2 separate regions of the Homo sapiens genome follow, and region 2 is linked to region 1. Evidence: read pairs that join two places in POLR2A ChIA-PET (ENCODE). Cell type or tissue: endothelial cell of umbilical vein. All regions are shown on one strand. Links, peaks and the distances in the headings refer to the core of each region. The heading gives the core; the rest is flanking DNA. Region 1 overlaps IFT122 (intraflagellar transport 122). Region 2 overlaps COPG1 (coat protein complex I subunit gamma 1).

The links. Peaks named below come from ENCODE experiments on the same cell type or tissue, not always from the same donor. Only the 100,000 strongest peaks of a DNase experiment are listed, where the experiment ranks them.
Region 2: POLR2A ChIA-PET joins it to region 1 with 9 read pairs; 3 of 35 experiments call an interaction of 5 or more read pairs at or near these places.

Annotation. Positions count from the first base shown.
Region 1 is chr3:129,447,349-129,451,734 of GRCh38, forward strand. IFT122 (intraflagellar transport 122) reads left to right here. Exons shown (of 30, transcript NM_052989.3): 2 at 2,523-2,589. Among named protein-coding and RNA genes, the nearest start is that of IFT122, 9.3 kb to the left of the region's middle. RefSeq lists enhancers at 998-1,292, 2,038-2,754. In endothelial cell of umbilical vein, for the core only: no CTCF peak of the experiment used is centred there; DNase peaks (open chromatin) are centred at 2,413 and 3,023; H3K27ac peaks cover 1,915 bases.
Region 2 is chr3:129,252,423-129,256,808 of GRCh38, forward strand. COPG1 (coat protein complex I subunit gamma 1) reads left to right here. Exons shown (of 24, transcript NM_016128.4): 4 at 201-272; 5 at 454-533; 6 at 2,246-2,321; 7 at 2,563-2,655; 8 at 3,646-3,732. Among named protein-coding and RNA genes, the nearest start is that of COPG1, 5.0 kb to the left of the region's middle. In endothelial cell of umbilical vein, for the core only: no CTCF peak of the experiment used is centred there; no DNase peak of the experiment used is centred there.

The sequences.
Region 1 (4,386 bases), core at 254-4,253:
AGGTAAATTTAAACATTTTCTGGCTGACAATTGGCTGAGTTTGTTTAAAGACCTGGGATCAACAGAAAGGAATGTCTGGGTTAAGATAAAGGATTGTGGAGACCCATGTTCTTATTTGCAGAGGAAGCCTTCGGGTACTAGGCTTCAGAAAGAATAGGTTGTAAAATGTTTCTTCTCACCCTGCAAAACAGAGTCTTGCTGTCACCCAGGCTGGAGTGCAGTGGTGCAATCTCGGCTCACTGCAACCTCTGTCTCCCGGGTTCAAGCAATTCTCCTGCCTCAGCCTCCCTAGTAGCTGGGATTACAGGCGCCCGCCACCACACCTGGCTAATTTTTGTATTTTTAGTTGAGACAGGGTTTCACCATGTTGGTCAGGCTGGCCTCAAACTCCTGACCTCGTGATCCGCCCGCCTCGGCCTCCCAAAACGCTGGGATTACAGGCATGAGCACCGCACCCAGCCTAAAATGTTTATCATACTTAAAGTCTGTGTTGATATTAATGCCGGAGAGGTACAATGAGGCATGTCAGAGGCCCACTTCCCGTCATGGCCTGAAACAGTCTCTCAGGTTAAATTTTAAAAGAGCCCTGGTTGAGGAGGAAGTCCATTCAGACGGTTGGGGGGGCTTACAATTTTATTTTTGTTTTACACTTGTTATTTCTCACTTTCATGTCTTTGCTTGTTTTATTTTCTTTGCCTGAAATGTCCTTTACCCAGTGTCCTCCTCCATGTTTCAAAAGCCCTACCTTTTTCAAATATCTTCTTCATTAATCTTTTTCTGATCCTCTCCTTGAATTAAAATGCTGTTGAAGCGGCGTCATTGTCTGGGGTAAATATCCGAGATTTGTTGTCTCAACAGCAATGGAAAACTAGGATACGGACACACCAGAGTGAGGTTACGAGTAGAAGTTTAACAGGCGAAAGAAAGAGAAGAGCTCACTGCAGCTGACAGCGTTCTCGAAAAAATGAGTTGCCACCTCTGTGGTGAAATGCAGGTTTTATAGATAAGCTTGAGGAGGTGGTGTCTGATTTACATAGGGCACAAAAGATTGATTGGATTGGTGTTTCATTTGCATAACTTTCGAAAAACTGGTTAGGGCTAGGTGTGTCATTTGCATTGGGTGCGAAAAGCTGGCCACCCCCACCCTAATCTTTTATTATGCAGTTGGGTTATTTACGTGGCCAGCGCCATGTTGCCCGTTTCTTTACTGTACACGTGGTGACAAATTAAAGGGAGGACAGAACCTCCATGTTGAACATACTTGGCCCCCAGGTAGCCTTTTTCTATTGGCACAGCTGCCGGCATTCACCAGTGCAAGCTTCCAGCTTGCCTTTTTATTTATTTATTTATTTTTTTTTTTTGAGACGGAGTCTTCCTCCGTCGCCCAGACTGGAGTGCAGTGGCATGATCTTGGCTCACTGCAACCTCTGCCTCCCAGGTTCTAGTGATTCTCCTGCCTCAGCCTCTCGAGTAGCTGGGATTACAGGCGCTCACCACCCACCACCATGCCCAGCTAATTTTTGTATTTTTGGTAGAGACAAGGTTTCACTATGTTGGCCAGGCTGGTCTCGAACTCCTGACCTCAAGTCTTCCTCCTGCCTTGGCCTCCCAGAGTGCTGGGATTACAGGCATGAGCCGCTGCGCCAGGCCTCAGCTTGCCTATCTATGTTTGCAGCTCGATTTTTCAGGCTGCTCTTTGTTAGAAAAAAATAATTTCTTGGGCTGCTTTTTATTAAAAGGGAAGTTCTGCCGAAGACTCTTTTACCTTCACTATCTGGCTAAATAATTTCTTTCTAGCTCCTGTATCACTGCGTCTTCCTCCTTCGAATCCTGTTTTCATGTGTCTCTTAAAGCCTTTATCAGAGTACTGTTCTGTATTTCATCCAATCTAATAGGTCATTGATTATAAAATACCATTGTTTTGTGTATCAATAAGAAAGCAAAAAATGCTGCCAGTTACACTGAAACATCATCAATTATAAGACACAACCTTAGAGGTGAGAAAATGTGAAAAAAAAATGTAAGCTTTAGAATTGATGACATATGGTAGTTCTTTGTGAAAGTGTCTGTTTCACACCTTCTCACTGGATAGTAATTTCCCTGAGGGGAGGGAGGGATTATGATCTGTTCATATCTGTTGGTGCCTGGCACCTAAGAGGGACTCAGTAAGTATCTGTGGATTTACTGGCCCTTAACACATTCTCTCATGTTGTCTAGCCTTTATGATATTATTAGAAGAGTTAATACCCTCAACAGTTGACCCTTTGAATAATTTCTTGTGTCTGGCTTCTGGACAAGAGGAAATCAGGACAAAGAGCTAACTACTGAGTGGATCATGATTGAATGGGCTGCTGTGGTGTGGCGGTTGAATGGAATTTGCAACAAATGCAATTCGTAGTTATTCTTTTTCTCCTCAGTACACACACAGTGTTTCTTAATGGCAATAAAGTTTACTTTCCTGGCCATTAGCAGACTTCATCATTTTGGTTCCTAATTGTCTTTTTCCCTTGTCTTCTGTTCAGTATAAATGACATCGCATTTAAGCCTGATGGAACTCAACTGATTTTGGCTGCCGGAAGCAGATTACTGGTAGGATTTTGTCTTAGTTTCCTCTTAAAGTGCTTCCCTAACCTCCCTCTTGTGAGTACTCTGAAATTTGACCCTTTTTTTTTTTTTTTGAGATTAAAAAGGCAAGGGTGGAAAAACCTTCCCTATTACTTTTTAATAGGGATGGAAATGGGCTATTTAAAACGGGCAAGTAAACTATCAGATAAGAACCTGTGAACAATACCACCTTTGGGGTCATTCATCTTTCCCTTTTTACTTTGAGACACCCATGAAAGAGTTGAAAACAATCACAATGCCTTTGAAACTGGACTGGTGTCAGTTTACATTTTGTCCCCCAGAAAAATTCAAGCAACAGGACTGACGGTGCTGTGTCCATGAAAAGTCAGATAGCCTGACCCCAACTTTTAGGCATTGGCCTATCTAAACAGTTCCATATGGATGTTGTCCTATTTTTCATATTTTCAAATAACATAAGCTCCCTCTGGAACCTATCCAGGTATATAAAAGTAATTTTCAGAGAACCCCTTATGTTTGACCAAAAAACCTTTGTATGATCTCTCTTTCTGTCTAAGTCTACTTCCTCTTCTCTGTTGTCTCTAGATACGCAGACTGATTAATCTCCATTCTTTGTATGGTTAACTACATAATCTTAAAACATGGTTAAATTGTTCTGCAGACTTCTCTCCAGTGTAAACAATCCAAACTCTATTAGTTTTTCTACATAGGTTATCTTTTCCAATACTCTAACCATTTCAGAAAGTTTCCGCTTGATTTCTCAGATGGTGTGTGTGTGTGTGTTTTTTTTTTTTTTTTTTTTTTTTGGAGACAGAGTCTGGCTCTGTCGCCCAGGCTGGAGTGCAGTGACGCGATCTCGGCTTACTGCAAGCTCCACCTCCCGGGTTCACACCATTCTCCTGCCTCAGCCTCCTGAGTAGCTGGGACTACAGGCGCCTGCCGCTACGCTCAGCTAATTTTTTGTATTTTTAGTAGAGACGGGGTTTCTCCGTGTTAGCCAGGATGGTCTCGATCTCCTGACCTCGTAATCCACCCACCTCGGCCTCCCAAAGTGCTGGGATTACAGAGGTGAGCCACCGCGCCCGGCCAGATGGTGTGTTTTTAAACTCTCCACATAGTGATAGATGTCACATGGCTATCAAATACCTAAATCCATATTACAGCTGGGTTTTATTTTATTTCTTAGAGACAGGGTTGTGCTCTGTTGCCCAAGCTGGTGTGCAGTAGTGCAGTCATAGATCACTGCAGCCTCAAACTCCTGGGCTTAAGGGATCTTCCCACCTCAGCCTCCCGAGTAGCTAGGACTGTGGACACACACCACCTCGTCCACCTAATTTTTATTTTTTTTTATTTTTATTTATTTTTATTTTTTGTAGAGATGGGGTTTCACTTAGTTGCCCAAGCTGGTCTTGAACTCCTGGTTTCAAGCAATCCTCCCACTTCAGCCTCCCAGAGTGTTGGGATGACAGGAGTGAGCTACCATGCCTGGCCTACAGTTGGGTTTTATAACATTCCCTCCTACTTGAAAGCCCAGAGTTCTGTGACTTTCAAATTCTTGGTAGCAAATATGAAACATCTATTATGTTGATTTAGTGCAGAGCTGGCATTAAAATTTAATCATGTTGTAGCTGGCTCTTTTTATGGGCTAGTTTTATTTAGGAGGGCCTGCCTTGATCAATCATATATCCAAATTCAGGTAAGGATGAGTATAAAGAATTTCCATGGAGTGAGTAATTGAACCTTTGGTTCTCAAGGATTGGTAGTATATTCCTGGTCACATAGTACATAGACCTGGGTCCTCTA
Region 2 (4,386 bases), core at 199-4,198, 190 kb before region 1:
AATCATGATCACTCTTAGGCTATTGGACAGCCTCTGTGTGGCTGTAGACAACAGCTCAGCTCTGGGTCCCCTCAGCATCCAAGTCTCATATGTTGCCCTTGAGCCTCTTTAGGGTCTGGGGATCTGGTGTGGGCTGATCCTGAAAGAACTGCTGTCTGACCCTCTGTCCCAAGCTGAGACTTCTTTCTTGATTAACACAGGGGGAGCACCTGGGGACCACGGAAGCGACCGAGGCCTTCTTTGCCATGACCAAGCTCTTTCAGTCCAATGATGTAAGTGCCTCAACCCAGCTTTCCTTGAGAGGTGGCAGCTGTAACAAGGTGGTGGGAGGGCCAAAGAGAGCTGGCCCCACCAGTCAGTGTGGGCTGCCTTTGTGGAGACAGGAGGTATCTTCTCCCAACTCTGGCCCTTGGTGAGCCCGGGCTGATAGGGCTTTTCCCACCTATCTCCCAGCCCACACTCCGTCGGATGTGCTACTTGACCATCAAGGAGATGTCTTGCATTGCAGAGGATGTCATCATTGTCACCAGCAGGCAAGTCATGGGGTTGTGGGTGGCTCTTCTGATGGGTTCCATTGACAGACCATTTTTTTCTTGTGTGTACCAGACAGTGAGACTTGGTTGCATATTGCCAGCTGCCCACCCCGTGGCAGCTTCCCTGTTACCACTGCCCACCCCATGGCAGCCTCCAGGTGTGCTGTTTCTATTTTAATTCTCTGACCTTGACTTGGACACAAATGCTTCCTTTTCTTGATTTCTCTTAGTCAACCAAACCAGCTTAGAACTTTCCCAAAGACTTTCTTGAGTATAAAGAGAGAACACAAGAAAAATAAACAAGAGAGTACAAGCGGTATACTGCTTACTAAGTGACTGGTGTCTGCTTTAAGCTAAGCAATTCAGGGACAGATGTGACTAAAGTGTAATCACTGCCCTTAAGAACTGGGGCTCAGTTCTCTTATTTCTTCCTGCCACAGTTTAAGGTTGTGGGGGTCATACATTGATTTGTAGGTTCAGTTAGAAAATATTGTCTGTCAGTCCCTGTGTGTAGCTCTGGGGATATAGCAACAAAAAAGATAGACATGGCCTCTGTAGCCCCAGAATTTACAGAGAAATAACCAGGCATCAGGCCATTAAGGTAGGGTGTAATATAGTTTATCACGGAAGTATTATGGGCTATGAGAGCAGACCAGAAGAGCATCCAGCTTGATTAGAATTACGAAAGTCCTCCCAGAGGAATGATCTAAGTGGAGTCCTGAAGGATGAGTAAGAAATAGTAGGACAGGACAGGCGCAGTGGCTCATGCCTGTAATCCCAGCACTGTATCCACAATGTAATCCACAGACTGCGATGGGTGGATCACTTGAGGTCAGGAGTTTGAGACCATCCTGGCCAACATGGTGAAACCCCGTTTCTACTAAAAATACAAAAATTAGCCAGGTGTGGTGGCGCACACCTATAATCCCAGCTACTGGGGAGGCTGAGGCAGGAGAATTGCTTGAACTGGGGAGGTGGAGGTTGCAGTGAGCTGAGATCATGCCACTTACACTCCAGCCTGGGTGACAGAACGAGACTGCGTCTCAAAAAAAAAAAAAAAAAGCCAGGAGTGATGGCTCATGCCTGTAATCCCAGCAGTTTGGGAGGCCGAGGCGGGTGGATCACAAGGTCGGGAGTTCAAGACCAGCCTGGCCAACATAGTGAAACCCCCTCTCTACTAAAAATACAAAAATTAGCCGGGTATGGTGGCATGTGCCTGTAGTCCCAGCTGCTGGGGAGGCTGAGGCAGTAGAGCTTGAGCTCGGGATGTAGAGGTTGCAATGAGCCAAGATCGCACCCCATTGCGCTCCAGCCTGGGCGACAAAGCGAGACTCTGTCTCAAAAAAAAAAAGAGTAGGACAGAGTGGAGGTGAGGGGTGAGGAATGCTACAGGCTGAGGAAACAGCACATGCAAAGGCTGGAGAGGAGTGAGCATAGCCAGTTAGGGAAGTTCAAGGAGTTACATTCAGGTCACTGGCAGTAGGAAGCTATGGAAACTTTTTAGCAAAAGCAGGGGGATGACCTGTTTGGTTTTGAGTCTTATGAAACTCCCTCCAGCAGCTGTGTGGAGTTAGGCTTGGAGGGGCAGGAATAGAGGGAGAGCACTGGTTAGGAGGCTCGTGTAGTAATCTGGGCAAGGGTGGTGTTGGGAGCTGGAGAGGAGTAAACAGGCCCAGGCTCTCTGCATGCTGACAATGCCTTCTTCCCTGCAGCCTAACAAAAGACATGACTGGGAAAGAAGACAACTACCGGGGCCCGGCCGTGCGAGCCCTCTGCCAGATCACTGATGTGAGTCGTGCCGGTTCCTCCCTGCTTCCTGGCCTCTTGATTGAGGCCTCGGCATCATCTTTTGCATTCTTTGGGGTGTCCCCTATCACTGAGCCAGGTGATGTGGGGTGGAGGCAGTGTGCAGGAGCACATGAGAAACGCTTACTTCCTCCTCATACTCATCTCTGCCCCCATTCCTGCACTCCTGAGAGCTGCCAAGGACTGACTGGATCTCCTTCCACCCTGCTCCTTTTGCCCACAGAGCACCATGCTGCAGGCTATTGAGCGCTACATGAAACAAGCCATTGTGGACAAGGTGCCCAGTGTCTCCAGCTCTGCCCTCGTGTCTTCCTTGGTGTGTAGTTGCTGCTGGAGCCCTGCTGGGGGTGGGGTAGAAAATTGAAGAAAATTTAAGAGTCACATTCCAGTAGGAAAAAAGAAAGTGTTTCTTTCTTTCTTTTTTTTTTTTTGATTGAGACGGAGTCTCACTCTGTCACCCAGGCTAGAGTGCAGCGCCACGATCTCGGCTCACTGCAACCTCTGCCGCCGGGGTTCAAGTGATTTTCTTGCCTCAGCCTCTTGAGTAGCTGGGATTACAGGCGTCTGCCACTGTGCCCAGCTAATTTTTGTGTTTTTAGTAGAGACAGGGTTTCATCATCTTGGCCAGGCTGGTCTTGAACTACAGACCTCATGATCTACCCGCCTCGGCCTCCCAAAGTGCTGGGATTGCAGGCGTGAGCCACTGTGCCTGGCCTCTCTTTCTTCTTTTTTTTTTTTTGAGACAGAGTCTCACTCTGTTGCCCAGGCTGGAGTGCAATGGCTCGATTTCAGCTCACTGCAACCTCTGCCTCCCTGGCTCAAGCGATTCACATGCCTCAGCCACCTGAGTAGCTGAGATTGCAGGTGTGCACCACCACGCCCAACTGATTTTTGTATTTTTGGTAGAGACGTAGTTTCACCATGTTGGTCAGGCTGGTCTTGAGCTCCTGACTTCAAGTGATCCACCCGCCTCGGCCTCCCAAAGTGCTGGGATTACAAAGCGTGAGCCACCGCACCTGGCCAAAATAAAGTATTTCTGTATCTGTAAGCCTGAGAGTCCCACCCTTCTCAGTGAAGACAGCCAAGAAACTCTGGGGTGATTGAAGAGAGTCGTGGGTGGATGGTGTTGACCCATGCCTTGGGGAGGGACATTGAGGGTGGGAGCATCCTGAGTTTGTCCATGGTCTCTGAGGACCAGGACAGTGGCGAGCCCCTGAGCTGTGTCTGAGGGAAGACCAGAACTGGGCCCAGAATGTGTGATGGGGACACTTCCTACCTGCCCCTTAATGTGTCCTGTTGCCCACAGCACCTGCTGAAGTGCAGCTTTGACGTGGTCAAGCGCTGGGTGAATGAGGCTCAGGAGGCAGCATCCAGTGATAACATCATGGTCCAGGTGAGATGTGAGCAAGGGAGTGATATTTAAAACACTCAGGCAGGTGGTAAGGCACTGGCCAGTTGGCATGGACACTTGCCACCGAGATCCTTGTGACCCCTGGCCATAGCAGGCTTTAATCCTTTCGTCATTGGATCATGGGAGGAATTAGGAGGTCCTGGGTTAGAGAATCCAGGGTACCACTTGGGGCGCTTGGGTTACAGACTGCTTACCAGCTGGTGCTGAAATATTCAAGTATTTTGATAACCAGCTGAGTATTGTTTTGGAGCATATGATGTGGCAAACTTGGCCAAGGCAGGCAGAGGGCCGCCTAAATTTAGGCCTTTGCCAGCCTGGCTTTGTTATGATGTGTGGAATTATCTTGATGAGGCTTTCATCCACTTTACTCTTCCTCAGTGACCTAGGACAGCCGTTCCTTTTATCTCTCTGGCTCTTGGTTTCCTTGTCTGTAAAATACGAATGAAGGTTACTGCCTCACAAAGCAGCAAGGACGAGCTGAGATCATGCATGTAACATGTGACCCATCTGGGTCATGAGTGCCTATCGGCGCTCCCTGTGTGTTTATGTATTCCCTTTATCTCTCATCTGTCTTCTCATCCTTTGCACGATTCTTGTCTTCAGGGCCAGCTGTGGCCCCTCAAAACACTTATGAGG